Linked DNA regions of Homo sapiens: regions 1, 3 and 4 are each linked to region 2. A link is a contact called in ENCODE Hi-C or POLR2A ChIA-PET data. All regions are on one chromosome and are shown on one strand. Each heading gives the region's core, a stretch centred on a gene start or an enhancer-like site at or near the end of the contact. The rest is flanking DNA. Distances are from core to core; before and after follow the strand shown. Region 1 overlaps CCNY (cyclin Y). Region 2 overlaps CCNY (cyclin Y). Region 3 overlaps CCNY (cyclin Y). Region 4 overlaps CCNY (cyclin Y).

Region 1 (6,680 bases), core at 1,869-4,368, 94 kb after region 2:
GGGAGCTGTAGACAGGAGCTGTTCCTATTCGGCCATCTTGGCTCCTCCCCCCAAGGAACACATTTTTATGATGTTTTTCAATGACAAAAATTAAAAGTAATAAATTAATGGAATACTGAGCTTAAAATTAGAGATTATAGACAAAATACACTTCACTGCTAAAGTATGCTGACCACTTTGCTGAAGTCAGCTCTAACAGTTTATTATTCATTTTTAAAGTAATAATCTAAACACTAATTGTTCACATGATCCTCCCTCAATCCACCCCAAAATCACATATCCCTCACCCCTCACAAAGCCCCTCTTGGAACTTCACACAGCTGGGCCTCCCTTAGACCCGCCTTTGCAGCGTGCAGAGAGCTCTGACTCTTCCCACCTGCTCCCACCAAGCTCTTGAAATACCTCATGTGCTAACTCACCAAGAAGAAGAAGAACTTATAAAATTTAAATAGTTACTCTACTGGGTGTCATTGTAACACAAACTACTGCCTTACTGAAAGAGTGAAGCCCCACCAGAGCATTTCCATCCCTGAGAAAAGACGACACCACACAGAAGCCGAGAGCTCTGCCACGAGGCAGGTGGGCATGTGGCCGGCCTCCGGGAGGGACAGAGACATGTACGGCCTGGTTTATCCTACACAAAATTACAATTGATTCAGGGAGTCAAGATGAAGTACATGACACATCAGAGTGCAGAACCAGCTAGGGAACAATGAAGAATAAAATATGTGACCCAATCCTGGGAGACACAGAATAGCATGCTTACAAGAGAATAGCTTAAACAAAGCACTGGACTCATAATTTTTTGAGTCAAAAATAAATATTGCTTTTTTTTTCCTAGCAAGGCAATTCCGTTGAATTCAGTTAAATGGACCAACATGCATTGAGTCTCCACTATATGCTAGGTATTATGTTCAATTCTATTCGTATCGAAATACTACTTTGGGGTAGTAACCACTTGTGTCATTAACTTTCCTATTCTACATGACCTATTTCATGGTCATAAGAAAGCATTCTTGGTTTTCAAAGGGCTACAGTCGATTAATGGTGAGACAAAACATGTATTTAGCTGACTTCAAAATGCATCCTATGACATTTCTATCACATTTACCTTCACGATTATACTGTGATAGGATAAATTAGCATTTCATTAGATGTCACGAGTATATACTGAGAGGTTGTCAGGGCCAGTCCATTCTGCCATGGTTTTCATTCATTCATTCATCCATTCATTCAACAAATAATCACTGAGCATCTACTAGGTACTAAGTAATGCTGAGTTACAGGTACTGAGGATACAGAAGTAACGAAAGAGATCAAGTCCCAGCCCTACAAGAGCATCCTTCTAAGTTGAAGGTATAAGGTACTAGAGGAGAAAACAAAAAGAATGAAAAACCCATCAAGACTGACTCTATAACCCACATTCAGAAAGCTGAAAATAAGACTCTCCAGGAGTTCTCGGAATCATTCATTCCCCAAAGAGATGCTCAAACAGTAGAAAAAGAATTACACATTTTAAAATGTAAAAGATCCAGATTTGAATTCACTTTTGCTAGCTCTATGGCCTTGGGCAAATTGTGATACTATTCTGATCTCATTTTCCTTATCTACAAAGTGGGCTAATAACACCTAGCTTCGAGAACTGCTATGACGATTAGGAGTCAGGTACTAGCGCAATGGGCAGGATGTCCACCACACAATAGGGTCCCCAGAAATAATGGGTATTAAAAACATTAAGCCACAGCACTTAGATCAGGGCTAAAGAAACAAAACTCTCAATACATAAATGTTAGGCTTAGAGACACTAAAGATTGTTAAATTTCATTACACAATTTCTGTTCTCTAAGGAGTGCTGGCTTGAAATTGATGTTTAAAAGTTTGGTGTTGCATACTCCTGACTTAGAGTCTCCTACCTCCTAAAAGAATGGCAAGATAATCCATAAATTAACCTGAGGAAGTAATGCTTTAGAGGAAAAGGCAGTTTTAAGGAATGTCATGGAATCCCCTGAGCTGACTTCAATCTAATATTTAGGAAGCAGAGTCTTAGCCTATTTTTTGTTTATGATGTTGATACCTATTAAGACACACAGCTGAATTAAAATATTCAAAGAATGGTTATTCTAAGGGCCTCCTGCCAGACTCTGAGGTGACAACTGAGTGTTCGGTCACACTGCTTTCAGTCCATGTGTCAGCTGAGCACAAAGTAAAATACAATGCCTTTATTCAAAACTAAAGATAAATCAAACGGCATGTGGCACAGTTTAATTCGGCAGTATTCTCTTATACTGGTCAACCTCATTTTCTTCAGTCTTTTCCACAGATGTCACAGTAACAGTGATCCACAATTGCTCATCTTGGCTTTTAAACCAGCACCAAGTTTACCTTCCAGTGTTATAAAGGATCCAGGTAATAAGATAGTGGCTAAGAAAAGCAGCCATCATAAGCTATCATTAATGGTCTGAAAAACTAGTAAAAAGTAAAGCAGAAAAGCACAGTAAGACCTAAACAGCACTGGATGGAGAGGAGGCGCCAAAGCAAGCCTGTAAAGTCAAACTATCCCCTCCCCCTCGCAAGCCCCTCGCATCCCCCTTTCTCTGCACTGCCACGCCCCAAACTGATAATCACTCCAATAAATCATCTCCACAAGATGGGCTGTCCACTTAGGTCTAGACAGTGTCAGTGAGCAGAGCCCAAAGGAATCAAGGGTTCTGTGATTCCTTGATAGGTTCTGGAACTTCAAGATGCACAGAAAGTGAGTTTCAACTGGGAGGCCAACTGTGGTACAGCCCCACAGTTACCCTCCGAAGACATCACTAGTTCTATTTCCTGTCTTTTGAGCAATATTTGATATGGTTAAAATCTCAAACCCCTAATTTCAATTTTAGGTAGTCACATTTCCAAATCTGGCTATGATGTGGGAGGCAATTATGAAATCAACAAAGCCTGTTAATTTTAAATCAGATTGTTTCTTTTGTTGCTATTATTGTCCCTGCCACTGCCTCACAATCAGTGATTATCTCCATTTGTTAGTGTCAACAGGATGAAATCAGGAGCTGACCAGGCTGGTTTGCTCCAGGAGGCTGTCACCAGGGAAGCCTGAGCCCAGCAGCCCACATCAGCATTCCCACGAGAACAACAGCTCCTGCTGTGGCTGCCGCAGCCAAGTGCTGCTACTGCAGTTCTGGTTAATCCCACCTAAAGCCATCTTTTCTACTCCCACTGACTTCAAGTTTATTTTCTGGACTATCATAACACACTTATATTTAGTTGTTTCCTATTTTCACTCTCTTTCAGCCACTGGTGCCCCTGCAGGTGATCTCCGTGTATGTCTTTGCAAGTGTGTGTCTCTGTGTCCACACGTCTACATGTGTGGGCCTCCAGGGCAGTCTCTCCGCAAGTGGGTTGCTAACTGAATGGATGTGTCTCTGTGTGCAGCTCTCTGTGCACACACATCCAGCCCTCAGTCATCTGCTCTGTTTGTCTGTCTGTCCCTCCATCTCCCTGTCCATCTCTGCATCTCCCCGTTTGCCTCTCCTTCCCTCTGTCGGTCTCTCCACCTGCCTGTCCGTCTTTCCATCGCCCTGTCTGTCTCTCCATCTCCCTGTCTGTCTCTCCAACTCCCTGTCTCTCCATTGCCCTATCTCTGTTTCCCTCTCTGTCTCTCCATCTCCCTGTCTGTCTCTCCACTGCCTTGTCTCCCCATCGCCCTATCTTTCTCTCTCCATCTCCCTGTCTCTCCATCTCTCTGTCTCTCCATTGCCCTATCTCATCTGTCTCTCCATCTCCCTGTCTGTCTCTCCACTGCCCTATCTCCCTGTCTGTCTCTCCATCTCCCTGTCTGTCTCTCCACTGCCCTATCTCCCTGTCTGTCTCTCCATCTCCCTGTCTGTCTCTCCATTGCCCTATCTCCCTGTCTGTCTCTCCACCTCCCTGTCTGTCTCTCCATTGCCCTATCTATCTCCCTGTCTCTCCATCTTCCTGTCTGTCTCTCCATCGCCCTGTCTCTCCATCTCCCTATCTCTCCATCTCCATATCTGTCTCTCCAGTGCCCTATCTCCCTGTCTGTCTCTCCATCTTCCTGTCTCCCCATTTCCCTGTCTCTCCATCTCCCTATCTGTCTCTCCAGTGCCCTATCTCCCTGTCTTCTCCCTGTCTCTCCATCTCCCGTCTGACTCTCCATTGCCCTGTCTGACTCTCCATCTCCCCCTGTCTATCTGTCTCTCCACTGCCCTGTCTGTCTGTCTCTCCATCTCCCTGTCTGTCCATCTCTCCATCTCCCGTTCTGCCTCTCCATCTTCCTCTTTCCAACCCATCTCTCAGTCTCTCTTCTCCTCCTTCTCTTTTCCTAGCTATAACTGTTTCCGTTTTCCCTTCTTCCCTCCCCAGTTCCTCTCTGCTGTCCTATTTCTAATTTTCTATCTTAATGTATCTAATATTCTATCTTAAGATTAATCAAGGAGATAAAGATGCTAATGTTAAGACTAAAGACAGATTATTCTGCCAATACACAGACCAGATAACCTAAAAGCTCTCATGCTACATGCACTTTGTAATGTGAGTTAAAATATAATACAGCCTTTTAAATGCCTATAAGTGTGGCAAGAAAGCAGGGTCAACGGCCTAAGGCCCGAATCAAAGAGAGAACTGAAGTCTGTGGCAGGACAGGGGCTATCCAGTTGTGTGAGCTGGTCTTGGGTTTTGACTAAGGTGACACACATGCGGGTTCACACCAGTGATCTGGCATAATAAAGAATTCTAACCCCCTTTACTCTCAGAAGTATCTTGGTTTGAAGACACTATTATTTTAACGTTCCTGCAGGACAGGATATAACACAGGAGTTGGAACTGACACTTTTACATATAGCTAGAACCCTCAGAGAGCTATGATCTTAGCAAAAACCTGAATTAAGAAAAAGTATCTATGAACCCAAATGAAAAGGAGGCTGGGCTGGCAGGGGGAGCAACTGCCCAATCTCCCAGCAACTGGTAACTGTCAGTCTGTCTGTATCTCTAATGTGGTTTTTGACATTCTACTTTATACATGTAGCCCAGAAAACTCCTGGAAAAGAAATTCACACCAAATTGGCCAAATTATAAACCACTCTAAAGCAGGCTGTCTCCCAGAATTCCACCAGATTATGTCCTCCGATGACAGGCTCACCATCTAAAATGGCAACACACAGGAGGAAAAAATAGTCTCATGACTCTTGAGCAAGAGTCAAGAAACTCAAAAATATCAAGATCAGACCCTCAAAAACTTGAGATAATAAAACTAACTAAAGACCATAGAATGAATTTGTGCACAGTGGTGAAAAACAAAATAAATTTTAAAATAAGGGGGAAAAGATACTCTGAAAAAAATAAAAGGGAGTTTTAAAAAAGAACCATGTTTGTAGGATTCACATAGAGACACACACATATACACACACGTCTATACATGCATGCAAACACAATCACTACAGACTGAATATTTGTGTCCCCCCAAAATTCATACGTTAAATCCTAGCTCCCAGTGTGACAGTATTTGGAGGTGGCACCTCTGGGAGGTGATTGGGTCATGAGGGCAGAGCCCTCACGAATGCGATTAGCGCCCTTATGAAAGAGGCCCCAGAGAGTTTCCTTGCCCCTTTTGCCATGTGAGGTTACACCAAAAAGAAGATGGTCATCTATGAACCGGGAAGCTGACCTTCACCAGATACCAAATCTGCCAGCACCTTGATCTTGAATCTACCAGCTTCCTGAACTGTAAGGAATACATTTCTACGGCTTATAAGCTACTCAGTCTATAATATTTTGTTATAGCAGCCCAAATGGCTAACATGGTCAATGAAATCTACAATTCAATAGATGAGTTAAACTGCAGGTTAGATATTCCTGAATGTAGAACTGGTGACCTGAAAAACAGATCTGAGGAAATCACTTAGAATGGAGCACAGAGAACAGAGTTAGGCATTGTATAGAATGAACTAAGTCCAACTAACAGGGGCTCTACATTCCATAACCACCTAGGATAAAAACTCTCAGCAAATCTTAATCTGATAAAGGCTATCTGCCAAAAACTTACAGCAATCTGTATACTTAACGGTGAAACATCAGACACATTTCTCAAGTCAGGAATGAAACTGGGATCCACCTACTATCAACATTGTATTGGGGGCCCTAGTCAATGCAAAACAACAAGTAAACGTAACATACAAGGAATTTATTGAAATGGAAAGAAACAAAATTATTGTTATTTGCATATAATCCTCTACACAGAAAATATAAGATGGTTTAAAAATCTATTGGTGCTAGACACAAACTGACATATAGAAATCAATTTCATTCCTTTATCCCAGCAATAGTGCTCAACTAAAGGAGCAATGTCATCCTCTTCACCCTAGGGGGTATTCAGCAATGTGTGGAGTTGTCACATGTCAAGTGGCTGCTATTTTTCCACACCAGTGTCCCACACAATGAGAAACTGTACCTCCCAAGGCCAACAGGGTATTCACTGAGAACACTATGGCCCAGAGCAATAAACAATTAGCATACTAATAATGACAATAAAAAATAATCCATTTACTAAGCAATACAAACAAAACATCATTAAATTTAACAAAAGATGTGTAAAGACCTTATATAGATTATAAAAAGCCAAAATACATCTATAATGTATAGAAATACATTCTACTCACGTA
Region 2 (7,279 bases), core at 4,422-6,921:
TTCAATCATTCTGTGAAAAATACCTCAGTAAATAGTAACATTTTTCCCTTCAATGATCTTCCCACTGGAATACCCAACCCACCCTTGTTTTTTTTCTTTTTCTTTTAGATTTTTTAAAAATTTTATACAAATAGACTAACTTTGATTTAAAGTAAACATATAAAAATTGAGAAGAATATTGCTTGCAACAATGGACTTGGAAGGAGAGGAATGGATTAGGCAGGGGTACAAAGAAATGGCTCCTACTCGGTAGTTCCAGGCACATGCCCAGCACTCTGCAGAACTCTCACAGGGACACCCTCTGCTGCACCGTGTCCTTCAGCCCACAAAGTCTGACTGATTTTGTAACAACAACTTCAGGTCAGGAAAAAAACAAATGCAAGAAAATCGGAAGGCACAAGCACCCATGTGATCTAGAATGTTCTTGGGGTGAGGAATAAGGAGGGAAAGGGATACTTTTGGTTCAGCACTACAGTCAATTTCGCCATTGTTGAAGAAAAACGGTATAAAATAAGGGTGTACAGAAATGGAACAAGCACAGCCCACTGGTGAGGAAGAAAGCTCAGAAGACAGCGCGCAGAAATAGTGCAGAGAGAAATGACCAGTACTATTTATTTGGAAGTCTGCGCCATGGTGGGTACAAACTACATCCCCTGCTCTGTGGGACCAAAATCAAAACAGGGCAAAAACAAATGAACAAAAATACCCCCATCCCAAAAAAGCAGCAGAAGGAATGCAAGAAGTCTTACAGGACACACTGGCCCAGCCCTGGGTGCAGCCAGCTCTGCATCCACCGCTGCGCTCGCCAACTTCAGCTACCGCCCCCATGGGGACTCCAGAGGGCCGGGCTGCTTAACCATTTTCCCTGCCTCTCCACGACTTCCCTTTCCCTTTATTTCCTCCTCCAGGATTCGAGTCCACTTCCTCCACGAAGGAAGTGCTGTTGCTGACAGTGGGGAGAGCGAGCTGGGATCTCCAGGGCACTGACGCTTCCTCCAAGCCTTGCTGCATGGGCGCTCATCCAGGCAGCTTGACGGAGCTATGCGTAAAAAAAGAAAAGGAAAGAAAAAACAAAAACAAACCCACCCCAAGTCTGTCTTTTCTCAAACTAAAGGAGAAACTAAGGGATGGTGTGGCCTCCGGCGGGCCTCCGTAGTTAAGAGATGATGGCTGGGGACCACCGGGGCAGAGTCAGGTTGTCTGCACTGGCTGAGCGCTTCCTCGCGGATCTTCTTAGGTCCTTGTACTTGTCCTCGCAGAGGCGAGAGATGGCCTGAGGGGCAAGAAAGACAGTGTGGGTCAGGGCGGGCCATATCTGCGTCCATTGCTCACTCGTCCTGGGCGCCGAGGGCGCTGCATGAGGGACAGGCAGAGCCCCTGCCCCTGTGGAGCTCCGGCCCAGAGCCCAGCTCTCTGCTGGCAGCAGGGAGATACGAAGGGAGTGTGGACTCAGCTCTTGTTTCCCAAGAGCTTACAGTCTGAGAAAAGACTCTCAGGATGTGAAATAACAGTACAGTGTCACCTCACAGTCGGCCCGACCAGGGTCAACGCTGGCTCCCCATCTAGGGGTGTGGGACGGGCCCCACCCACACGCGTGCTGTTTTGAATCCTTGGCGTCCTCACCTGCAAGCGGGGCAAGAACAGCACCATCCTGGCAGGGCTGGCATGAAGCACGGGCTTGGAGCTGAGCCTCACAGAGAGGAGAGCTCGGCCGCTGGCGGCAAAGACAGCTGCAGCCAGACCACCAGCTAGGGACTCCACAGAAAAGGATGGAGGACTTAAGTCACCTCTAGAGGGTTGCCGAAAGAGGGACCCAGGGGGATCACAAAAATATGAGATGTGCAGATAATCAACACTTTGGTGATAAGGACGGGGGACCATGCTACTCTGGCAACAACTCTCCCAGGGCTGCCACTGGGTGTGGCTAGAACTGGCTGATGGTAAAAGCTGAGCCCACTGTCCCAGGCTTTGATTATTTGGAGAAGAGAAAGAGCAGCCTTGTCAGGATATGACTGGCCTTTTCTCCTGCCCTGCTGAACCCCTAGGGCCCGTGACACAGCAGCCCCAGAAGCAGGTGAGCTCTCCCTTCTCGGCACTCGGAGAAACCTGAGGGAACAGCAGGTGCCAACTCCACCAACCTCGGCCTGTGCTCTCAGGGTGACTGACTCAGAGCCCCAGATATTCTTCAGCAGAGAACACAAGACTCACTTTCCTGCAGAGCTGTGTAGCTGCCAGGAGCTCCGGCTTGTCTCATTAGCACTGAAGCAGCCACTAGAGCCATAGCTGGTGACGAGGGGGACCAGGGACCACAGCACAGGCTGAGAGGGGGCTCATGCTCTCAGGGAAAGCCAGATTCTACCTCACATCTGTGCTTGCGAAGGTTTCACAACATTTGCCTTCAGGAAGTCCTGCAGAGGGAGGGTTTTCCATTTTTCCTCGAATAGATGATAACTGGGAGACTGGGTGGGCTTTCCATTCCAAAGGCTGGCACACAATCACAGGGGCATGGCTGAGTTCTGAAACTCTCACTGGATTTTTATTTCTAACCAGTGCTATGCATCCAGTCTTTTCTATGGTTTACTTCTTGGAATTAACATATTACTTTTTAAATTTTTATTTAACATTTTTCTTTCTTAAGCGTGTAATCCATAACAGGTTTCTTCTCCCAGTTCTAGATCACCGTGTGGCCAAGCCATCATGATGCCACACCAACTCTGCACTGAGTGACAACATCCCACCTGGGATGGGCAGTGGTGTGGGCAGCACGAAGACCTCACAAGCTGGGGACATGACAGTGCCATCCACCACTCGGAAACACTCTATGGGATGAGACCAAGGCAGGATTGGGAAAAAAGGTGCAGAGGAGAAAGGCTGGGGCACACCCTCTCTGGAGGAGGGGTCTCTCCCCAGGGATCCTGCTTAATTACCACCCCGTCCCCTTTCCTCCTGCCAAAAGGTCAAGTGGGAAGAGCCTGGTGAACATATGAGGCGGAGCCACATACAAATATGCTGTGATGAGACCCAAAGTTACACAGCTTAATAATGACGGCCCAAAACCCAGACCAAGACCAGTGGTGCTGCCCTCAGCTCTAACTGGGCTATGGAAAAGGTATTTTGGAAAAAAAATAAAAAGCAGAATCAAATCTTTTTGGATTCCCAATTGTTAATATCATTTGGCAGCTTTTTCCTATGAAAGCGCATGCTGAGAAGTATCTTTTTGAGGGGCTTATATTGCGGGAAATGCTTTTTGGGGGGACATAATTTTCTTAAACCTGTCCGTAAAGGTAAGGGTTTTAAAAAATATTTGATTTCAAAATAGAATTGTGGTGGCTCATGCCTGTAATACCAGCACTTTAGGAGGCCAAGGTGGGCAGATCACAAGGTCAGGAGTTCTAGACCAGCCTGGCCAACATAATGAAACCCCATCCATCTCTACTAAAAATACAAAAAAAAATTAGCTGGGCGTGGTGGTGCACACCTGTAGTCCCAGCTACTAGGGAGGCTGAGGCAGAAGAATCACTTGAACCCAGGGGGCGGAGTTGTGATGAGCTGAGATCGTGCCACTGCACTCCAGCCTGGGTAACACAGCAAGACTCCATCTCAAAAAAACCCAAAAAAACAAAAAACCTTTGCTTATTAAGTATAAAGTGATATTAAACTGGTTATTAAAAATATGAAGTGGCTGGCCAGGCACAGCGGCTCACGTCTGTAATCCCAGCACTTTGGGAGGCCAAGGCAGGCAGATCACCTGAGGTCAGGAGTTTGAGACCAGCCTGGCCAACATTGTGAAACCCCATCTCTACTAAAAATACAAAAAATCAACCGGGTGTGGTGGCAGGCACCTGTAATCCCAGCTACTTGAGAGGCTGAAGCAGAATTGCTTTAACTCGGGAGGCAGAGACTGCAATGGGCCAAGATCGCACCACTGTACTCCAGGCTGGGTGACAGAGCGAGACTCCGTCTCAAAGAAAAAAGAAGCAGAACAAATCATAATCAACTGCCCAGCTATATATCCTAGTAGCTCATCTTTATTTTACATCATGTAGTGGGGGAAATGATCAATGTGACCACATGCATCTCTGGTACTCAGATGATGTATTGGCAACACTGCACCACAAAACGCTGTTTTAAACCATCTTACCTCAAGCTTGTGAGCCCTCTCCCTGCTCAGGGGCTCCAAGGGAAAGCTCAGGTTGTTCGCTTCTGCCAGAGAACGAAGATCAAAATAATACTTGGCATAGACACTGGAAGGAACATTGATGTTGAACTGCAGCAATTCAAGAAACTGTCGCTCTAGCTCGTTCCTGCAAAGCAAAGACAAAAATAGCCTATGCTTAGCTGCCACACCAGGCCACGTGGCCTGCCAAGGCAAGTTGCTGGAGACCAGACTCCAGAAAACTGCATCCTCCAGGAAGACCAGTGATCTAAGTAAATGTCTGGTTAGACCACCATATTGGGATTAAAAGCCAAATCCACTTGATCTGGTGCCCAGAAGGATGAGGACTGGTTAACTGGGATCATCACCAGGAAGCGTTTCAGGGCGAATCACTTCACTGAGATCTAACACACACACAGCAGGCTCTGGCTGCAGGTCTCCGTGAGGACAGGCTGCTAACAAAGGGTGGATGCAGCAGCCAAGAGCTGCCACGTGGAGTCCAGTGAGGGCCCTTCCGCAGGGGCCCAGAGGAAAACACTCAGCCTCTGCAGACCTAGAGGACATTGGCTTCCTCGGTGGCCCCTCCCTACCTCCAGGGAGAAAAGAAGGGAGGAACTGTGTAGGGGCTTTCTTAGGCAAAAGGCAGGGATTATGGGGGGAGGGTGTCCAGTCTCTGCCTCAGTCTCTTAAAAAGAGAACTCACAAGCCGGGAAGAATGGAAGCAGTAGTTTCCACACTTGAGCACGCACCCCATCACCTGGTGGGCTTGTTAGAACAGACAGGGGGCTCCACCTTCACACTGTGGGGATCAGTAGGTCTGCAGTGGGGCCTGAGAATGTGCATTTCTAAGGAACTCCCAGATGATGGTGAGGCTGAGGCTCTTGCCCCGGGCCCACACTCTGAGAACCACTCAACTAAAAAGGTAGGTTGGGAGAGGAGGTGCTAAGATCCACCCTGCCAACCCATCTACATGTTGATGGAATGCTGGGAGAAATTCAAAAACTTCTACTTTAAGAACTTCTCATGTCAGCTATCTTTCAAATTAGGTTTATTTCTAGATAGTTCCTCTGGGTGGGGGGAACCTTCTCAGTGAGGGAACTATCTGTGGAGCACTGGTCCTGGGTCATGCACTCAGATTCAGCACGTTCTCCCCAGGAAGCCCCCAGGGGTGCCCACCCACAGGGTGCCCACCCACTGCACACCCTCCAGGAAACCTCCTGTCCTTGCCCACACTATGCAGCATGTGGCTGCTGAACTCAGCCTCTTGGGCTGTTCTCCTCATAGTCAGGAAGTGCAACATCTGCTTTTGCATGCCTGGCCCCCAGCACATGATCTCAGAAGGCTTCCCACAGCAGTGAGAGCTGAACTGAGGTGAGGGAAGCATGGAGCTCTGGCGGAGAGGAACCAGGGCTGAGGAGGGGGTGTTTCAGGCAGAGTGGGTCCCCTCCAACCTGCTGCAGGCAGCCAAAACACACAGTCACCATTTCCTGTGAGTGAAGCCAGGGCCCTAGTGCAGGGCCTCACCCTCCTGACCCTGATCCCAGCCTCGGCATTCTAAGTCATGTCCTGCCAACTCTGCTGAACGCTGAGGGTCTGGGTCTGAGCCTCACATGCAGGCACCATCCTGTCCTGAGTGATGTCCCGAGACCCCTATGGCTGTTCCCGGTGACTCATAGCACTCAGCTATGAAGGACTGAGGAGGGCTCCACACCAGCTCAAGTTGCTGTGACAAAGGACAAGAACAGTAAGGAGGCGGGTGGGGAGGCTGGGGCTGAGCAAGGCCAGTGGCTCTGGGGAGACATGAAGCTGCTGGGGAAAGGAGCACTGGGACCTGTGGGCAGGCGGCAAGGAAGGAGGCCCGAGGAAGGCCCATTCCGGTCTCTTCATCAGATGAAGAGCGTCACTGCTTGTTTCCACACAGCCTCGTGAAAAGAGTGATAACAAGCTCCAAATGTATTTACTGTACTAAATTTCATAGTTTTAAGAATTTAGGCTGGGTGTGGTCACTCACACCTGTAATCTCAGCACTTTGGGAGGCTGAGGCGGGTGGATCACCTGAGTTTAGGAGTTTGAGACCAGCCTGGCCAACAGGGTGAAACCTCGTCTCTACTAAAAATACAAAGAAAATTAGCCGGGCATGGTGGCACATGCCTATAATTCAAGCTACTCAGGAGGCTGAGGCAGGGGAATCACTTGAACCCGGGAGGTGGAGGTTGAAGCGAGCCAAGATTGCGCCATTGCACTCCAGCCTGGACTACAAGAGCGAAACTCTGTCTCAAAAAAAAAAAAAAAAAATTAGTCAGGCATGGTGGTGGGCACCTCTAATATCCCAGCTACTCAGGAGGGTGAGGCAGGAGAATCACTTGAACCCAGGAGGCGGAAGTTGCAGTGAGCCGAGATTGCCCCACTGCACTCCAGCCTGGGCAACGAGAGCGAAACTCTGTCCCAAAAATAAATAAATAAATAATAATTTACTTTGATTTGGGATAATTTTTACTTAAAACAACTTTTATTTATGCTTCATTTAAATGAGATTTAATAAGAGATCATCCTGTGAAATACTGGAATCCAGGTAAGACTTCAACAAAACGAAAGCGTCAGAGGCCCTGCTAAGGCCAGAACTGTCAAACGTCAAAGGAGCAAATCCCAAGTGAACCTGGGAGCTGCCATGGACACACCGCCGTCTGGTGGTCAACAGGCGTCACTGCAAAGCGTATTCTCCCAATAGTAAGAAGAAAAGTCTAAGAGAACAGCCTGATAATCCTGCCCAAAATGATATACAGACACCATGGTTCCAGATGGAGGCAGACACTACGAGCAAAGTCAAGAGGAAGCTGCTTTTGAACAAGGCGGTATTTTCCCAGGGTTCCCTGGAAAACAGAACAACCTTCTCCAAGCTTGAGTTTCTGGTTAAGCTTTGGGAAAATAGATTTTAGAGCTGTTGTATTTTCAAAAAATGAATTTTTTTCTAAAGATTTAGAAAATAAAAATAATTTCCAAAACTTGAATTTCCAAACTGCAGCAGCACATCTTTTACAGGGACACTGACAGCTTGCTATGTGATAAATTATCAGAAAACTAACGTGATGCCAAGAATGGGCCTGATGGATTTACTATCTGCAT
Region 3 (6,982 bases), core at 1,412-3,911, 110 kb after region 2:
TAGCTTCCTTATTTCTCACTCAGGTACTGCCAGGATGAACGAGTACAAGATTCCCACCCACACACAGGAAAAGTAAAAGCAGTCAGGGAAATAAGCCATGTGTTCCTCTGGATTCGCCGCCTGTCACAGTACAGTATAGTGTTTTTCAAACTATGAGTTGGAACCTCCAGGAGATTATGAAATCCATTTAGAGGATCATGACTCATCTTTTTTAAAAAATGGAATGAAACAGAAAGTTCAGAATATAACATTATGAAATGCATAAAGACAAATATTGTTTCATGTGTGTTTACCAATAAGAAACCAACTGGATTCAAATATAAATTTTTTTTTTACTATAGGTCTTAGTTTAAAAATTGGCAAATCATGTATATAGCAGTAAAACATCAATATGGTTACTAGAAATATTGCCCAGCTATTTCAATATACAAAGAGCCTTAAAAAAGCCAGATTTTCTTTCACCTACTGATTAAGATTCTTAAAAGTTTCTAATCACTTGAAAGAAGTAATTTAAAGGAGTAAAAAATAAGCCTACCAAATGCTGCCCAACTTAGATATCCAATAAGCAGCTTTTGCTAACTCAAATATTAGTATCATGTATTAATACCTTGTCATACAGTAATTTTGTAGACTGCACCCAAAACTTTTGAGTCATTAGAATGCCTGCTAGGATTCTACCTTGCTGAGATGATCTGATGTTCAGAGGAGGCTTTAGACACAAAGATGTTCATTACCATATTGATTATAAAGGAAAAAGAAAACAACAACCTATATGTCTAGTAATAAAGGACTGAATAAGCGGAAAATTTCCCACATGAAAAATTATGTAGTGATCAAAAATAATAATCAATAGTTTTTATAAACAGTTCAATACATTTGTAATTGGAGAAATACTTCTGTTTATCATGCTAAGTGAAAAATATATAAATTTTATATACAGGACTAGCCACAATGGCTCACATCTGTAATCCCAGCACTTTGGGAGACCAAGGTGGGAAGACTCCTTAAGCCCAGAAGTTTGAGATCAGCCTAGGCAACAAAGCAAGACCCTATCTCTATGAAAAAATTAGTTGGACGCTGTGGCTGAGACAAGAGGAATGCTTGAGCCCAAGAGTTCCAAGTTACAGTGAACGATGATTGTGCCACTGCAGTCCAGCCTGGGCAACACAGCAAGATCCATCTCTAAAAATAAATAATATTTTTTTTAAAATGTTCTAGACAATGTCACCACAATTATATGTCATACAAATTTGGAGGGTATGGGTTTTATTGTTTTGGTGACAGTGGTTTTAGACAAACCCAGCTTTTAAAAAACAGAAGAAATGAGACATAAAAGGTCCACAGTAGTTCTCTTTGTAGGAGACAAGCACAATAGCTTTTTTCCATTTTTTTTTTTTTTTTTTTTTACTTTTCTATAATTTCCAAATTTTCTCTAACAGGTAAATTTTACATCCAAAATGAAGAGAATGATATAACCTTTCCTTTTAAGTATACTGACACATACAGTTTTTCAATTATCATTAAATTTCCAACCTCAAAGGACAAGAATTTTATTCTGAAATGGTGAGAACCTCAGCAGTCACTTAGAGGGAAAGGAAAAGGGGCTAGTATGAACACCATGAAATGGTAAAACAAACAATAAAAATTACACGAGTAAAGGTTAACTCTATTTACCTCTGAATAGGAATACTGTTTCATTCTAAGATAAGCAGGATTATGCTTGGTTTAAGAAAGACCAAACCCAGTATTATTACTGATCTGACAGGAACTAAGAAGCTGTTTGGACATCTGAGTAGGAGTTAAAAAGTTTGTATTTCATTTCTCATTTCTGTAGCATTTAATGACCTGAAAGTATATGCAGAGACCAACAAACAGTCTTAGTTATAGAACAAACTAGTAATTGCAGAAATCACTCCAATCACTTGAGCCTCAAGTGTGGAATGCAGTATAAACTACTGTCTGAAGACATCTTCAACATCACAGTCAACAACTGCAACTTCAATATGTAAAAATCATTATTTACTGTATGTTCTCTGGTACTCAACAGCAAAAAAGGCAGCACTTGCTCCCATATAAATTAATTCAGGTAGGAACAAGAAGAAAATTACTAAGCTAGTAAACAAAATATTAGTCTGACCTTGGCATACATTACTATTTGAACTATTAAAGAATAAAAAAAAAGTGTCATATTAAATACTTCACTATAACACAAAGTTGAAATGAAATTGTGAGTGAAGGAGACTGGCAGAGGACACTGCCAGGCCCAAAGTCACTGCCATTCAAGCCAGTGTGGAATGTGTGGCTCGCCTGGGTGACAGCAGCAGGACAGGCATGCCCTGACCGCTCCCCCTGCCCCTGCCATGCGTGGAGGTGAGGTGGTAATGACCTGCTGGGCTGCACTGTTGTAGAGGGTAAAAGACATGAACCCCGAGCCTGCCCTGGTTAACAGGCCCAGCCCCGTGTGGCCCAGGCACTATGGGGGACTGGCCTCAGGAGGCTCCTGGGCTTGTGGGTGTCCATTCTCAACCCGCCTGGTAACACTGTATTGTTGAGCCTAACCAGCTCTGTCTAGTGCCATACAGAATTGGCCCTCACAAAAGCACCAACAAAAGAGGAACCAAACCAACCAAAACCTGCTCAGAAGTGCTCTGGGTTTCACTCACTCAGCATAGCCTTCAGGCCATACTCAGATATCAAAATAAGCCTTCTGTTCATCACCAACTTTCCAGTCATTTTAAGACGACATGGAAAATGACCCACCCATTCTGGTCAGAGGCACTTGGTAACATTTACAAGTGCCCAAGTATACATGAAGAAAGCTACAGATAATACAGCAAGTTCTGCTCACCAAGCAAAACAACTACACCCAGGCAGTATCAGTCCATGACGGTGCAAATCCCATTTCTTCTTTCCTTCTCTGACTCTTAACTTGTTTTTGTAAAAAAGGGGGAAGAAGTGGGAGAAGATGATTTCACAATTTATATAAACACACATGCTAATTCTGGGTCTTCTTGAAGTACTTATCAGTAGTTCCTTCTCTGATGGGAAATACACATTTATTCTGCCTAACACTCTTCAAAAAATACTAATTTGCATTAGGTATAAAATGTATTTGTTTTAAAGGTACAATAAATAGATAAAGTTTTAAAAACCAAAGAAATTTGAGATCATGGGCACAAAAAACATGCTTCATAAACCAACAAAATAGAGTTTAATTCTAAAACCAAAGGACCTTAAAGCTGAGCCCCACACCCCTTCTTTTAAACAGTCCCAGAGGAAGTAGCTGCTCCAAAGTCACAGGTGCTGGTGACAGGAAGGCTCCCAGCCCACTGCTCCATCACTGTCATTCTCCAAAACAGAGGACAGAGAGAAAGTGAAAAAATTATGTCAAAAATATCTCCCACCGAATTTAAATAAATAGGCATTTCTTATTAAGAAATACTGATACACAAAAGGTAAAAGAGAAAGAAAAAAAAAAAAGAAAAATCTCCTGGTAATACTGGCCTCCCCAAGTGCCCCATGTCCAACATTCAGAAATAAAGATGTAGCTCCACAATGATGGGAACCCGCAAGATGCCCTTCCCAATGTGCCAGCAGCCTCAGAACCACAACCTTTCCATCAGAAGAAACGCTTTATCCCCACTTGGCTGTCAGCTCAAGAAGCTGACAACTCCCAGGCTGTCCCTTAGCAATCAAGCTCTCAGCCCAGAAAACTCCAAAGAGCCTCTAATGCCATCTCCCAACTTCCAAAACCATCCCAGGGAGCACACATCCCCAGCACAATGTCCTACATCCTCCACACACTGCTAAAACCCAGGATGCCACTGCCCTGCAAGGCCTGGTGTTTTAATCTTAACCTCCACCCTCTCCCTGTAAGTCACCAAAAGGACTCCCTGCTCTCAAAGTTGAGCAGCCCTTTTCTGAGCCTCATCTCCTACCTTCCCAACTCACTCCCTGACATCCCAACCCTGTAAATTCTTCCACCCACCAAGACCACAAAGCCCGATTCCACCACCTCTCTGCCACCCCTCCCCCTGCTACATCCTTGCTTTCTTCTCTACCCGACTCAGAGCCACAGCCTTGTAGTCATATTGGCTCCCTGGTGCTCTCACGTGCCACCACGTTCCTCTGCCCTCCAAAGCGCTTTCTGGCAAATCCCAGAGCTGATTAAATCTAACTCCCCATCTCCTCTGCCCCAAGCAGCTGTACACAGCTGGAGGAGATGCAGAATCCTGCTGACTGGTCCCACCGTAAACTCTTGACACCCTACTCAGGTAGGCCCTGAGTGGTGCGAGATAGCATCATTGGAAAGGCCCTTTTTGTCTCTCCCCCAACCTCCAACACTCCCTGGCACTCTCAACTTACTGTCCGTTCAGCTGAGAAGACAGAGGCCAGGAGAAGCACTGCAGCCTTCTTGCCTCCATTGTGCTCACCCTGCCATCTCTGCTCCCTGCACCTCTCTGACCTGTGGTCCCTAAAAAGGTACCTCCCTGGGGCCGGCCCCCCTACTCGGCAATGGATCCCTGCCCCTCCCACCCTCTCTCTCCTGCATCATGCATTTCCCATCAGCACAGGCACGCGTAGTAATTACTCTCATTCCAAAAACCGAACTACAGCTCTCAACCAGCCTCCCCCTCTGCAGCCTTCCCTCTATTTCTTTGCTTCCTGTTCAGCCAGGCTCCTGCGTGCTCCAGTTCCTCCTCCCTGTTCTCTCTGGAACCCTGCCCAGTAGGGCCATTGCTCCCACCCCCAACTCTCCAGCTCTTACCAAGGCCACTGCTAATTCAATGGCCACATCTCAGTCCTTATCTTACTAGAGATGCCCACTTTCTCCTCAAAATGTCTCCCTCGCTGACTGCCGGGACCATCTCTCTCTCTTCACCCCCCTCCCTGCCCCTATCTCTGCCCCTCCTCAGCTCCTTCTCACACACACCTCTGCTGCTTCCTTGTCCCTTCCCTCCTCGCTGCGTGGTGACCTCAGCCACAAGACTGTAATGAATACCCTCAGTATGCCAATGGTTCCCATGCTATTATCTCCAGCACTGACTCCACTGAACTCCCATGCTGCCCGTTCAGCTCCCCTGTTGACTAACATGTAAATCAAAATCAACAGGCTCAAGACCTGTTCCTTCCAGTCTACATCAGTCACTAAGGAGCAACTCCACCCTTCAAGGCCTGCACTCATCCTCCACCCTCGCTATTCCCACCCAATGCAGCCAACCAGCAAATCCCCTGACCTTGCCCCTTGACATGCCTCAGGGTCTAACCCACACTGCACCCCCTGGGGATACTCCATTGTCCATTCTCTCCATAGTTGCCACAGGAATCCTGCCAAAACTGCATTAGGAGCACGTCTGCTCAAACTCCACATTGGCCCCCATTCTAGAGTGCAAAGTACTCACAGTGGCTACAGGACTGGACATGCCCTGCCCCTGCTGCCTCTCTGACCACTCCCCTCCATCCCCCACACTCCCTCTGCCCCTCAAACCCACCAGGCGCATGCCCACTCTGCTGGGAAGGCTCCTTCCCCAAGGAGTCACATGGTTCAGCTCTCATATCCTTCAGGTATCTGAAGGATGTCACCTTACCTAACAGTAACACCATAACATCCCTTTATATAAGCACTGTCCTAATACCTAACACATAGTAGTTACATGGCAGGCACCATTTTAAGAATTTTACACATGCCAATTTATTTAGTACAACTCATATAATAATAATATTACCCTCATGTTACCTATGAGGAAAGAGACATAGAGAAATTAAAGGGCTTGCCAAAGTCACACGGCAAGTAATGGGAATTCGCATTCCAACTCAGGCAGCCTGGCTCCAGAATTTCTGCTACACCGGCCCTACCCATGTCCCCACCCTTAACTTCCTGCTTTGTTTTCTCTCCGGTCTGCTTTGTTCGTGACTGCCCTGGGGCCCCAGATGGTGTCCAACAGAGAGCAGGTACTTGGCCATTACTTGTTGAATGAGTTAAAGAACGATTCAATCACACTGAGCCACCTGTTCCCCTCCAAAGCTGTCATCAATCTGCTGCTGTACAGAAGTCACCAGATCACAATTAAAATGCGAGCCGCTGGTTCCCACAGTGAAGGCGGTCTCCTTCACTGGCTGGAGGATGAGACAGTGACCTGGTGCCAGCTGAGCCAAGGAGCACCAGAACAAGTGGCCTTTCTGATAGCTGAAAACGAATGAGGAGCTACACCATGAACGGCAAAGCACAGCCTCAAACACCTTCATCACGGGAAATGCCAGGGGCAGGCCTACATTTTTTGGTTAAAAGCATATCTTTTGTTTTCCTGCCTGTTATGCCTTTATCAAACTATCTGTGGTTTACAGCCACGTGTTTCAAATTCCAGACCAAGCACAAACATCCGACCTGTGCCAAACAGACTCAGCAAGCCAGAGAACAGAAATCACAGGAAGCCAAGAAACTCCCCAAAGTGTCAGACATGCCCATTATTTCTGGCATTTCATGGCAGAAATGCTACCCTTGGGTTATTACTTATAAATATTTCAAGCTACTGCAATGACACTGCTACTAAACAACACCTCAAACCTCTTGAAATCTTAGAAATTAAGATTGTATTTATATTATTTTAGGGTTTAGCAAGTTTTTCTTAAGAAATGGAAACGTGCAGGTAAAATCAAGAAGTGTGAGAAATGACAGAGATAATGATGATGATGGTCATAATCACCCCACTGTCTCAAGACCACAGTGGTGTTTCCCCATCATCTGCCCCTAAATATAAATAAAAATTGCTCTCTGGCTTACCACGTTATCGCTAGTAAAGCCTCCTGTCTTTTTGAAACATGATTACATTTGAAAGTCCTGCTTACAAAGCCACGTGTTAAACTATGGTTTTTCTAGAATTCAAACTAAACCAGCTTTCTTAGATGGAGTCTCGCTCTGTCACACAGGCTGGAGTGCGGTGGCACGATCTCAGCTCACTGCAAGCTCCGCCTCCCGGGTTCA
Region 4 (7,375 bases), core at 3,695-6,194, 66 kb after region 2:
ACTCAACCCGGGCTCCACTGTCTACTTGGCTAACTTCTTTGTGCCTCATCTCCTCATCTGTAAAACAGTAATACTGAATTGTGCCTACCTAGCATGGCCATTGTGCTAACTAAATGAGTCCATTAAACCAATTACAGCAGAGCCTGGCACACACACTTTAAAGCACTCAGCAGATGGGACCGATTATTATTATTGCTCGTCCTTTCTCCACTGTTCTAACTTACTATTCCTAAGTTTCAAAACCTGAAAAGTACAGCTGCTTTATTAGCCTAATTGAATCTGCAGGTAATTTCACTCAAATGATATTTCAGCTGGTGGGACTGGCACACTCCCACGGCTTTTCCTAGCGTGGCAGGACTGATGGCGCTCATTTGCAGCGAGGTCTGTTCACAGTTTAGAGGGTCACGCTGCTTGTTACAGGGTCATCTGTTATGTAAGAAACTTAGCACCCAGATTTCTTTTCTATAGGAACAGGTGCATTTGCAGAGATCTCAACAACTGTGTGATTTCACTCTGTGTCAGCAGATGTGATTTTACAGAGGTTTGAATGCTGGGCTGGGCGTTAGAAGATACTGTGCATGAGAATGCATGGCCTCCCATACTAATCCATGTGCTGGGTGCAGCAGATGTGTTCTCAAGTGTGTGGCAGGTGCTCAGACTATACAGGACACGAAATGGCAAGGTTAGGTGTGTGCCTGTTGGGGGGGTGGGGCGTGCAGGGATGTTAAAAGAGGTATGCAGGTTAGAACTGTGGGAGCACACCTCTGTATCATCAGCTACAATGATAACAGAGCGACACAAACTCCTATCCTCCTCTTTCTTCAATGCACCTTCCATGGAGCTGCAGTGAACAGGAAAGATGGCCTGGATGCAGTTCCAGCTCTTCTCCTTCCCTTGCAAGCTCCTTGGCAGGCATGCTAATGAGTGTAATGAGTGGGAAAGCATTCAAGTGCACCCAGCAGGCAAAGAAATGGAAGCAAGGATTTAGAGAATTCGTTCCAATCGCTCAAATTTTTATATCCAGGTATATACTGCTTTCAAAAAAAAAAAGGCATGGCAATTTTCATATTTTCCTCATGACACAGATTGCAATTTCAAAGGTGCTTTAAACAGATGCTTTGAAATTTAAGGGGCCGAGGGAAAAGGTCACAGATTGCTTTAAGAATCTGCTAAAAATAATAAGCCCTCTGACCCCTAGAAAACTGTATATGTGCATATATATTAACACTGACTACAAAGAAGTCATCAGTCTCCTAAGGGCGTAGCATCATGTCCCTTGAGTGTAAGGGCCCAGCTTATGAATTTCTTCCCAACTGCATTTTGTCCATATTTTCAAAGGGCAGAGAATACAACATTATGGCTTTAAGTCTCTTTAATACACAGCTTTAGGACTATTTCAAGATCTTCAAATACACAGATGCAGACAGTCTAAAAATCCTGAGAAAGACCCTTGTGTGGTTCTGTTTTTAGAATGAGGACTTAGAGCATACTTATTTTGATAATTTACACCTGTTTCATCATTCCATCCCTCTCGGAGAGTTTTCTTTCCTAAAGGGCCATATTTCTAAGAAGAAGGTGTGGCTAGGACTTGCCTGGTATATAGGGTGTGGAGTAGGTGCTGGAGCCAGCCAGCTACATCTCTGCTCAAGGAAGGAAGAGGGATGAAGTATCTCAATGGGGCACCTGCACCTGGCCACCAGGGGAGGGAGACATGGCTAAGAATGGCCAAAAGACTCCAGCCAAATGTTTGAACATCTTTTTTAAATTTAGTGTTATCAAGTTTATCCTTTCTTGGAGCATCAGAAGAACACGCAGACTCTACTGGACCCACAAACAACAAATGGGAAGAGTCAAGTGTGGAGACAGAGAGCCTCATGGAAAACAACTATGTGTTTATTCAAATGGAACTGAGCTACAAGAGAAAAAGAATAATTTGGGGGTGAGGGTAGAGAAAGGAAAGGATTCAAAATTAAAAAGAAGTGGCTTTCGCTTGGACTTGCTGGGTGATGTTTGATATGTTATTGTTCACACACATCATCTCATGAACAATAGTGGTCTAGGGCTTCTGGAAAAATATTTGGGACAGTGGACAAATACTGAGTGATGCTTGTCCAATTACAAACCAAACTAAGCATAAGTACACTGCAACATTCTTCCAAGTATCTACAAAGCACATGAGCCATTTTCATCCATCACAGACAGTTATTTTAGCTCTTTACACTGTACAGTCATTATGAAGAACACAGGGAGACAGCTTCACTTACATGGTTAATGAAGAGACTCTTGCGTTTTTCTCTCACTGTGAAAACAAAAGATGCAACAGAAATGTTATATGCCTGCATGCCAACCCCTGGCAGGTGGATGAGGACTGGGCCTCTGTGTCGTGGTCCCGTCCTTCCACCAACCAACATACCCACTTGCTCATTTATCAAACATAAGAATACAGGACCTGCACAAATGCAGATCTGAATGAACTTGGCTCACAGAGGGAAATATACATCCATTTAAACAAGAGCACCCTAACAAAATAACTGCAGCTGAAATCAATTAAGGGGTAACAGATTTCCATTAACTGAATAAAAAAGTAATTAGTAACCCTCATAAAACTCATATGCATCTATTAGTTTAACATAATTAACAAATGATAGGACTATTTATTCCCAACCCTACCAGACCCATAAAGCTCCACAGTATATAAGGGAAATATAAATAACAATAATATCTAGAAAGCATTGAGATCCAGGAAGACGATGTACATCAGCAGCATTACTTATCATGGAAACCCATTATTCTCCATGCTGGGTGCTGGTGAATACAGCTGGGCTTCTGTCTGGGAGCCCCTGGAGCTCCTTGTGGCACCCAACCCCAACCCCATAAGGCTGACAGAGGTCACCATAATTGATACTGCTCTAACAGTCACCATAATTGATACTGCTCTAACAAGGTGGCTTCTCACACTGCATGCATGGCCTGTGCTGAGCAGCTCAGCCTGCAGTGTCCCCAGATACCAGTGTTTCTCAGAATGGGAGCCTGCTGCCCCAGAGAGGTAGAAGGGTCAGTCACAGGGAACACGAAGAGCTTGTAATAACCTAGTATCACTGAACTTTGCATTTTCTTTTCTGAAGGCTCATTTTGTGGGTACAGATGAATCCATCAACACATTTATTCGTTACTGTAAAAGACATGAAGAATAGGTTTCATTCAAGGAGATAACATCCTAGGTCCCCAGGAATCAACAATGTTATCTTGGGGTACCCTAAAACAGCAGTGTACAAAAGATAGAAGAAGGTTTTCTCCTTACAGTCCATGCCTCTGCAAAGAAGATTCACTACTGTTTTCAAAAGCCTTCCTGCTGATCTGTTGAAGGGACTATGGAACTGTTTTTCTATCACTCATATGCTGTTCTTAGACTCACAAAAAAACACTTCTCTTTTCCTTAGAAGTCTTGTCCTCTCTGGAATGAATGCTGCCTTCCACTCTTGATATCTCAAAGATAACAAAAGCAAAAATGCAAAAGCAAAAATTAGTCTGAGGATACTGTTGAGTACTTTAAAAAGAGAGACTGACACATAGAAGGCAGCTCCATCAAGCCATCGGATGGACGCATGTGCAGGCGATCAGCCCCCTGCTGTCACAGGACAGGGCACCCTGGCCATGCATGAGGCCAGACTAGCGCACACAGAGCACGAGTGCACAGACAGCAGCAACAAACTGGTCTGCTATGCACAGCATGGAGGCAGAGGGATTACATTTTACCTGACTCCAAGGAAGAATCCACATGAAAACCATAGCAAAACAAACAGGATGGTCTGGCTGGAAGCTCTGGGTTTTAACTTCCTGGCATACATACATACATATATAGAGCGTGTGCATGCACATGTGTGAATTAAATTAATTCATACTAAACTATTATACATGTAGCCAAGGATGGGGATATGATGATAATTCTATGGTGATTTCCCACTGACTGAAGGGACCCGGAAACCCTTTCTACATGGGCCACAGAACTGACAGGGTTCCCACTACATTCTGAGATGACACTTAACCCTTCTCAGAGCAACCCAGTGATAGGTTTGTGCAAAAGAGACACAAGTCTCCCAACTGTGGGAACCACCACCCATACTAAGGTCACCTCAACACCCTACATCAGCCCCTGCCTTCAGCAAATGAAAGATATCCATGCCTCAAAAAATACCAGCACTTCCTATATGGGTACTATTGAGAAGATTAGGAATTATTCACGTGTAGAAGTAATGGCTGAGATGCATAACCTTCAATAGTTCTGACTATAAGTCCGACCAAGAAAGCTGATATGGTTTGGCTGTGTCCCCACCCAAATCTCATCTTGAATTCCCACATGTTGTGGGAGGGACCTGGTGGAAGGTAATTGAATCATGGGGGCAGGTCTTTCCCATGCTGTTCTCATGATAGTGATAAGTCTCATGAGATCTGATGATTGTAAAAACAGGAGTTTCTCTGCACAAGCCCTCTTCTCTTCTCTGCCGCGATGTGAGACGTGCCTGAGATACCTTCCACCATGACTGTGACGCCTCCCCAGCTACGTGGAACTGTAAGTCCCTTAAACCTCTTTTGTAAACTGCCCAGTCTGGGGTATATCTTTATCAGCAGTGTGAAAACATACTAATACAAAAGCTTTCAAACAAACAAAAAAAAAACTACAGCAGACACAGAAGAATATTATAAACACATATGCCATTTTTGTCCACCACCTACAAGGATCAATCTCAGGGAGGAATCAGGCTATTTTCATGAACTCCAACTGGCTGCAATCAGAATGGTGAAGAAAAACGAAAGTTCACTAAGACTATTACAGAACACCTGAGGATAAGCTATCTGAATCTATTACAGAATCTCTCAGGCATTCACTGCTTCTATGCAAATGAACACCTACACACTACCCTATTTCCTCAGAGCAACCTGGGGCTCCTGGGGCCTGAATCAGGTGCCACTTTCCTGTATGGTTTTGTAATGCTCCTCCTAACATAAGAGGGTCTTTGGCAGATGAAGTCTGCACAGTTTCTGAGAAGATTTTCCACACATGCATCTCTATGGCCGACTTGCTTCTGGAGCGTCTTCCGCGCCCCCAAACCAACAACCTGTCCCTACCCAGATGGGAAGAATGCCTGATATCCACGTTAGACCATGTGACCCATTACTCTGACCATCCTGCCTGGATTGGGGGGTAACTTTACCCTCTCTGGGCTAACTCCTTCTCCTGGGAATCTGGAGTTGGGACATACTCAAAGGGCTCTGCTCAACCTTAACTGAGGGTATGATGTGTAAACTTCAGACTGGGGTGGGACTCCGCTGTGCAGGAAAGAGTGAAGCAGCAGATCTGACAGCCATCCTTAAAGGGCCTGTTGCAAGGCTGGCCCTTGGCTGGTATCTGGGAACTTGGATTTAGGAGGGTTCCTTCCCATCATTTCCTAACTGGTAGGAGTGGCTCACTGTGCCTAAGCTGTCTGCACAAACAATATGCTCTATGCCGCACACAGTATGGTTTATTTCCTTCTGGGAGTCTGGAACTTTGGTACTTAACAGGCAGAGCCTTCTTACATGAGTGGTCCTCCATAAAAATCCTGGGTGCTGGGTCTCTACCCAGGAGTTTCCCTGGCTGACAACATTCCACAGGTGTTTTCACAACTCATTTGTGAATGGGGGGATAAAGTGCAACCTGTGTGGCTCCATGGGAGAGGACTCGCCCTGTGCACCTCTTCCCTGTACTGAGTTTGCCTCATGTGCTTGCACTGTAATAAGTTACAGTCATGAGTGTGACTGTATTTTGTGTCTTATGATTCCTGGACCCCCATAAAGCAGTGGTGTCCCTCTGCCATGCAGAGAAACACGGCAGAGGGAGATGGGCAGAAGGCAGGTGCTGCCTTAGTCCTAACAGCTTTTAGTACCCAGTTCCACCAATTCATGAGCTGTCTGAGATACCCTCAGTGCCCTTAAAATTAATTACTCCTTTTCCCCTAAGCTAGCAGGAGCACAACCAAGACATTACCATAGGGGGAATAAGATAAGTAGAATTTTTTTTTTTTTTTTTTTTTTTGAGACGGAGTCTCGCTCTGTAATCCAGGCTGGAGGGAAGTGAGCTGACTCACTCCACCTCCCAGGTTCAAGCAATTCTCCTGCCTCTCCTGCCTAAGTAGCTGAGAGTACAGGGGTGCACCACCACATCCAGCTAATTTTTTGTATTTTTTAGTAGAGACAGGGTTTTGCCATGTTGGCCAGGCTGGTCTCGAACTCCTCACCTCAAGTGATCCACCTGCCTCGGCCTCCCAAAGCGCTGGGATTACAGGCGTGAACCACCACACCCAGTGATAAGCAGAATATTTTACAGTGGTGTATCACCTGAAAAGACTGACAGAATTGCCCAAATCTAAATCTGTCTTTAAAATAAATTTGAAACCACTGAGGCTGATGTGGGTACAGCTCTGAAATTCAAAATGCTTTAGCTATTTTATGTAATGGTATAAGCAATATGCCAACTCATTTCTAATAGGTGGTTTTAGTCATCTTTAACACTTCAATATTTTTGGTTACTATAACAATCAATCAAAATCTCTGGAGTTTTCTGAGTTAATGTCTAACTGAATTAACTAATAATTATGTTTTGCTTCTTTAGAGAAAACAGGCAATAAATTGATATGGATCATAAATTTTTTCTTTCCTGGGAGAGGAATAACAGCAATCTCCTTTGACACAATCTATGATAGTTAAGAGGATTTTTAATTGGCTACAGTGACAGTCCATAAAGATGTAAACAGAAAATGGACCAGAGGCTTTAAAAATAAGCCATCTAAAATCAGCAAAAACAATACAGTTGGCATTAAAAGTCTTCTCCTGATAAAATGGGGAGTGAAGAGAGTAAAAGGCAGTGTTTGCAATCTGAGGGACAAACAAAATTACACTTAAGTTGCTATGGGACACTCTCTTGCCACAATGTCACACAAGTGACTCTTTAAAATACAACTTTCAACCTAGTGTGTGATTATTAATGAGGATTTGTTAACAATCTAAACACCATTTCAGCTGATTCCTGTCATAGGTAGGCATTTAAAAGATTACCTTGGTTTCTCCTCTTCCATTTCCAATTTTTTTCTTTTTTAGAGATGAGATCTCACTATGTCGCCCAGGCTGGTATTGAACTCCTGAGCTCAAGCAATCCTCCTGTCTCAGCACCCCCCAAAGTTTTGGGATTACAGGTATGAGCCACCGCACCTGACTCTCCTCTTCCATTTCTAAAATAGACCGACCTTCCAATGGCAAGTGTTAGCCACCACCAAGCCATAGGATGCTGGTACTAAAAAGGTCCTAAGATACCTAAGATACTCTTTCTTTGGCAAACTAG

Evidence for each region. Hi-C counts contacts between places; a loop is a spot of excess contacts on that map. ChIA-PET counts read pairs that join two places held with the same protein, here RNA polymerase II (POLR2A). Pooled maps may share reads with other maps.
Region 1: a loop to region 2 is called in a map of dorsolateral prefrontal cortex, with 3 times the contacts of the local background. The contact joins two enhancer-like sites. A Hi-C loop is called at or near these places in 6 of 168 maps with a recorded cell type or tissue (cardiac septum, dorsolateral prefrontal cortex, heart left ventricle and 2 more) and 4 of 50 pooled maps. POLR2A ChIA-PET finds 5 or more read pairs at or near these places in 1 of 52 experiments (H1).
Region 3: a loop to region 2 is called in a map of heart left ventricle, with 2.3 times the contacts of the local background. The contact joins two enhancer-like sites. A Hi-C loop is called at or near these places in 7 of 168 maps with a recorded cell type or tissue (dorsolateral prefrontal cortex, heart left ventricle, heart right ventricle and 1 more), 2 of 37 single-sample maps with no recorded cell type and 13 of 50 pooled maps. POLR2A ChIA-PET finds 5 or more read pairs at or near these places in 2 of 52 experiments (AG04449 and H1).
Region 4: a map of heart left ventricle shows a loop between it and region 2 (2.3-fold over the local background). The contact joins two enhancer-like sites. A Hi-C loop is called at or near these places in 3 of 168 maps with a recorded cell type or tissue (PC-9, heart left ventricle and heart right ventricle) and 1 of 50 pooled maps. POLR2A ChIA-PET finds 5 or more read pairs at or near these places in 1 of 52 experiments (H1).

Annotation. Positions count from the first base shown.
Region 1 is chr10:35,467,154-35,473,833 of GRCh38, reverse strand. All of the region lies in intron 1 of CCNY (cyclin Y), which reads right to left. Among named protein-coding and RNA genes, the nearest start is that of CCNY, 130 kb to the right of the region's middle. Within about 2 kb of position 3,118, at least 4 of the 41 ENCODE cell types and tissues checked have a DNase peak (open chromatin) inside an H3K27ac peak, as active enhancers do; they include dorsolateral prefrontal cortex and heart left ventricle, where a contact is called at or near this core.
Region 2 is chr10:35,563,048-35,570,326 of GRCh38, reverse strand. It overlaps CCNY (cyclin Y), which reads right to left. Exons shown (of 10, transcript NM_145012.6): 9 at 4,142-4,304; 10 at 1-1,273. The coding sequence ends at 1,157. Among named protein-coding and RNA genes, the nearest start is that of GJD4, 39 kb to the left of the region's middle. RefSeq lists enhancers at 5,276-5,355, 5,626-5,735, 5,796-5,905. Within about 2 kb of position 5,671, at least 10 of the 41 ENCODE cell types and tissues checked have a DNase peak (open chromatin) inside an H3K27ac peak, as active enhancers do; they include dorsolateral prefrontal cortex and heart left ventricle, where a contact is called at or near this core.
Region 3 is chr10:35,447,195-35,454,176 of GRCh38, reverse strand. All of the region lies in intron 1 of CCNY (cyclin Y), which reads right to left. Among named protein-coding and RNA genes, the nearest start is that of CCNY, 110 kb to the right of the region's middle. RefSeq lists a silencer at 2,589-2,718 and an enhancer at 5,478-6,148. Within about 2 kb of position 2,661, at least 10 of the 41 ENCODE cell types and tissues checked have a DNase peak (open chromatin) inside an H3K27ac peak, as active enhancers do; they include heart left ventricle, where a contact is called at or near this core.
Region 4 is chr10:35,496,425-35,503,799 of GRCh38, reverse strand. It overlaps CCNY (cyclin Y), which reads right to left. Exons shown (of 10, transcript NM_145012.6): 3 at 2,265-2,299. Among named protein-coding and RNA genes, the nearest start is that of GJD4, 110 kb to the left of the region's middle. RefSeq lists an enhancer at 5,010-5,159. Within about 2 kb of position 4,944, at least 3 of the 41 ENCODE cell types and tissues checked have a DNase peak (open chromatin) inside an H3K27ac peak, as active enhancers do.